Linked DNA regions of Homo sapiens: region 2 is linked to region 1. A link is an interaction called in ENCODE POLR2A ChIA-PET data of the cell type or tissue named here. Cell type or tissue: B cell. All regions are shown on one strand.

Region 1 (2,500 bases):
TGAGTGCTGTGGTGTGTGAATTACATCTCAATCGTGTAATTAAACAGGGAGGAGGAAGCTCTGGAAGGAGGCTGTGGGGACCCTGTGCTATTCCTTCGTATGGGACTGGGATGCCCTGTTGAGCTCCTGGCTGCACGAGGATGGGGTGGTGGTGGCGTGTGTGGCTGTGTGGTCGGCTCTGGAAGGGGCTCAGGTCCTCTGGGCTCTCCTCCCTCCCTCTCCCACATACCCCCAAAGGGCTAAGTGACCTCTGGAGATCGCTATGTCATGGCACAGCCCGTTCTAATGCTTCACAGAGCTGCAGGACATGGCACAGCCCACGGGAAAACACCGGGTCACCTGGGGGGCAGTTCACCCTCTGTGGCCAGTCCTGATGGAGGGCCCAGGGCTCACCACACAAGGGGTGTGCCCAGACGCTGTCTCCCGCTCACCTTGAAAGTCCCGGAGTCTCGTGGCGCGGGCCTCGACCACCTTCCTTTCCTCTTCGGGCAGGCTGAAGGGCCCCTCCTCCTCGTCAGGGCAGCTGCAGGGAGAGGAGTCGGGTGGGTAACTGTGCTTCCCAGGCAGGCCAGCCTCGGCACAGACGCTGGTTCTGCAGAACCAGCCGCCACGACCGTCTCTGACTTTGGGAGTGATTTAGCTTGTTCGTGGTGCAGGAGGACGAGGAGGGGAAGAGAGAGAGCCACTGACATTCATCCCGCCCCAAAGCGCCAGGGCATAACCAGGAAGAGGCTTTACATGCCTGCCTGTGACTTAGAGGAGGAGTCCAGGGGACAGCGGGCTTGCAGAGGACCTGCCAGGTGCAGGTGGGTGGCTGCAAGCCCCGTAGAGCTACAGCTACTGTGGATGGGGGAGTCTGAACCAGATTAAGGCACCAGGAAGCCTCCGGGAATCAAGAGAGGGAGTGGACAGGCATGGTGGCTCACGCCTGTAATCCCAACACTTTGGGAGGCCAAGACAGGAGGATGGCTTGAGGCCAGGAGTTCAAGACCAGCCTGGGCAACACAGTGAGGCCCCATCTCTACAAAAATAAAAAATCTAGCTGGGTGTGGTGGTGTATGCCTGTAGTTCAAGCTACTTGGGAGGCCGAGGGGGTAGGATGGCTTGAGCCCAGGAGTTTGGGTTGCAATAAGCTATGATTGTGCCAGCGCACTCCAGCCTGGGTGATAGAGCAAGAGCCAGACTCTAAAAAACAAAACAAAACAAAACAAAATAGGCTGGGCGCAGTGGCTCACGCCTGTAATCCCAGCTACTCGGGGAGGCTGAGGCAGCAGAATCGTTTGAACCTGGGAGGCGGAGGCTGCAGTGAGCCGAGATTGCATCACTGCACTCCAGCCTGGGTGACAGAGCAAGACTCTGTCTCAAAAAAATAAAAAATAAAGAGAGGGAGGGGAAGCCAGCTGGTTCTGGGCCCTGAGGGGTGCTCGGCCCAAGGAGGAAGGACAAGATGCCATGCCCTGCTCCAACAAATCTGGCCCTAGAATGCAGAGAGCCCGCCATGGCAGGTGCAGTGGCCCACGCATGCAGAAAGGCCCAGGTTACAGCTGCCTTTCTGGGCCCGTTGGCCTCAACGTCCAACAGGTTGAGTCATCAGAAGGAGCTGGAATGGCGTCATGGGTCCCAAGCTGGGATGAGGGAGTTCAAGGTCACAGCTGATGGCCAACGGTCGAAGCCAAGGGTGGACCAATCAGCGGAAGGAACACAGTGGGTGGGGAGACCCCCAGGCCCTCCTCACCTCTCCACAGCCCTTTGGATGTGGGCCATCCAGGCGTTCCTGTCCTCTTTGGAGCTCGTGTAGATTTCATACATCTCCGGCCCTTGCAAGGAGGCGCTGATCAGAAACATCGCTTTCTCCTCGTTGGCCACTTCCCTCACGATGAGCTTTTGTAACGAGATGACGGGTGGCTTTGAGTCCTGCATGAGTAGAGGGCATTGGGGAGGTCACCCTTTACCCCACAGCACCCAAACAGCAGGGAGGTCAAGGGCCTGGTGAGGGGAACTAAGAGTGGGGGTCACGCTCCTCATTTCTTTTCAAACAATTCAAAGCGGAAATATTTTGCCATCTGGGGGAAAAAAGATACTATTGCAGTGAAATCCTAGAAACCTTTTTTTTTTTTTTTTTTTTTTTAAACTATCTTGGAGGCCAGGTCTTGCTCTGTCACCCAGGCTGTAGTGCAGTGGTGCAATCATTGTTCCCTGCAGCCTTGACCTCCTGGGCTCAAGTGATCCTCCCACCTCAGCCTCCTGAGTAGCTGGGATTATAGGCACGTGCCGCCAGGCCCAGCTAATTTTTGTATTTTTTGTAGAGATGGGATCTCACTATGTTGCCCAGGCTGGTCTTGAAGTCCTAGGCTCAAGTGATCCTCCTATCTCGGCCTCCCAAAGTGCTGAGATGACAGGAGTGAGCCATCTTGCCCCTTAGTATCCCGATAATGTGTCAATTTCATCAGCTTAAAAATTTTTTTTTAAATAGTCGGCAATGCACATACACACGAGAAAG
Region 2 (2,500 bases), 110 kb after region 1:
GCACACTACTGCACAGCGGTGCACACAGATGGTTTTGGGATACTGCACAATCACACTTCACACATGGTCACACATAGGCACAGGGACTCACAGAGGCAGATACAAGTGTGCACAACTACATGTAGGAGCCACCCCACACACAGAGGACACGAGACACATGCACGTGCACAACAGAGCACAACAGCGCTGCACAACAGGGCTGCAGGCTCCTGGAACACAAAGCTCAAGGACACACCCAGAGGACACACAAGGATACGCAAACACAGACACGTGTGCTCATGGGCACAACTTCACACAGGAGCATGCAGTGTCATGTGGACATGCAGAATGGGCATGCAGACACACATACACAACAAACACCCCGACACACATGTGGACTCACAGCCACAGTCACACAGAACACTCACACACACACACACACACACACACACACACGAGCAGATGCTGCTGGCCAGGCGCGGTGGCTCATGCCTATAATCTCAGCACTTTGGGAGGCCGAGGCAGGTGGATCACCTGAGGTCGGGAGTTTGAGTCCAGCCTGGCCAACGTGGTGAAAACCCATTTCTACTAAAAATATAAACATTAGCCGGGTGTGGTGGCATGTGCCTGTAATCCCAGCTACTCGGGAGGCTGAGGCAGGAGAATGGCTTGAACCCGGGAGGCGGAGGTTGCCGTGAGCCAAGATCATGCCACTGCACTCCAGCCTGGGCAACAGAGTGAGATTCCATCTTAAACAACAAACAAAAACAAAACAACAACAACAAAAAAGAGCAGATGCTGGCCACCTCTGAGAACACCTCTGGAGACACTGACTTGCACACCGGTTGCCACGGGACCACTCAAAATCACTAACACACAGACCCGGAAAGCCCTCACCACAAACACTCACTGGCCCATAGCGCCGCGCTTGTCCCTGGGGACACAGGTGGGGCCATCCCCAGAATCACACCAACGAGACACACACAGAACACAAGGAGACACAGATATACACAGATTTGCACACACCCATTCTGTAACCAGTTGATTATTTCTTTCAGGCAACATGCATTTATCGAGCACCTACTGTATGCCAGGCACTGTGGCAGGTGTGGGATCACGGTGAACAAGACAGACACAAACCCCCGCCCTGCAGGAGCTCCAGCTGGGGGAGGCAAACAGTGAATCAGGAAACACACCTAGGAGATAAATTCAGGTGCTGTGAATTGCCGCAACAGGAAGTAAACAGAGTGATGCGATAGAGTGGGTGGGGGAGGTTGATGCTTTAGCTGGGAAGGTCAGGGAAGGCCATTTGAGCTGAGATCTGTAAGCTCAGAAGAAGTCAGGCATATAAATCAATGTCTAGCTGGGCGTGGGGGCTCACGCCTGTAATCCCAGCACTTTGGGAGGCCGAGGCGGGTGGATCACGTGAGGTCAGTAGTTCAAGACCAGCCTGGCCAACATGGGGAAACCCCATCTCTTCTAAAAATACAAAAATTAGCCGGGTGTGGTGGCGTCTGTCTGTAATCCCAGCTACTCGGGACACAGAGGCAGGAGAATTACTTGAATCTGGGAGGCAGAGGCTGCAGTGAGCCGAGATTGTGCCACCCTACTCCCACCTGGGTGATAGAGTGAGAAAAAAAAAATCTAGGGGAAAGTTATTCTGGGTGGTAAAAACTGCCAGGGCAAAGGCTTGGAGGCAAGACTGAGCTTGGGGTGTTTGAGGAACAGAAGGAAGCAGGTGTGGCTGGAGCCAGGCGGAGGAGGACTGTCACAGGACCCAAAGTGCTGGGATTACAAATACGACACACCGCACCTGCCCTTTTCTCCCACTTTTGATAGAGACATAGCAGAGTGAAATATTTCTGTGCTGTAGAAATACTCTGTGCTGTTTGGGAGTACCGTCCACACTTCCTGTCCACGCTTCCCCACTCTCTGAACCCTGGCCTCTGTCCCCACTGCGCCCCGGACACCTGATATTGGCCTTAAGGCCGAATGCAGAGGCCACCCCTCGGCTGTGCACACCTGGCTCCCTTCCTTCCCCTCCACCACCCCGTCCAGCCCGCAGGGAGGGCCACCACCTGCTCTACCCTTTACTGCTTGCGTTGGTGGGAAAAGACACATAACATAACATTTACCCTTTTACCTTTTTTGTTTGTTTGTTTTTGAGACGGAGTCTCGCTCTGCTGCCCAGGCTGGAGTGCAGTGGCACGATCTCGGCTCACCGCAACCCCCGCCTCCCAGGTTCAAGCAATTCTCCTGCCTCAGCCTCCTGAGTAGCTGGGATTACAGGCACCTGCCACGACACCTGGCTAATGTTTTGTAGTTTTAGTAGAGATGGGGTTTCATCCTGTTGGCCAGGCTGGTCTCGAACTCCTGACCTCAAGAGATCTGCCCACCTCGGCCTCTCAAAGTACTGGGATTACAGGCGTGAGCCACCGTGCCTGGCCTTAACCATTTTTTTAAATTTAAAAAATGATTTTTAAAATGTGTATACATTTAAGGAGTATAAAGGCAACTTTGT

The links. Peaks named below come from ENCODE experiments on the same cell type or tissue, not always from the same donor. Only the 100,000 strongest peaks of a DNase experiment are listed, where the experiment ranks them.
Region 2: POLR2A ChIA-PET joins it to region 1 with 18 read pairs; 4 of 35 experiments call an interaction of 5 or more read pairs at or near these places.

Annotation. Positions count from the first base shown.
Region 1 is chr19:7,457,926-7,460,425 of GRCh38, reverse strand. It overlaps ARHGEF18 (Rho/Rac guanine nucleotide exchange factor 18), which reads right to left. Exons shown (of 29, transcript NM_001367823.1): 19 at 1,736-1,914; 20 at 432-523. Among named protein-coding and RNA genes, the nearest start is that of PEX11G, 30 kb to the left of the region's middle. In B cell, no CTCF peak of the experiment used is centred here; no DNase peak of the experiment used is centred here.
Region 2 is chr19:7,344,410-7,346,909 of GRCh38, reverse strand. No RefSeq gene overlaps it. Among named protein-coding and RNA genes, the nearest start is that of ARHGEF18, 3.3 kb to the left of the region's middle. RefSeq lists an enhancer at 1,957-2,026. In B cell, no CTCF peak of the experiment used is centred here; DNase peaks (open chromatin) are centred at 79, 1,039 and 1,739; H3K4me3 peaks cover 2,330 bases; H3K27ac peaks cover 2,500 bases.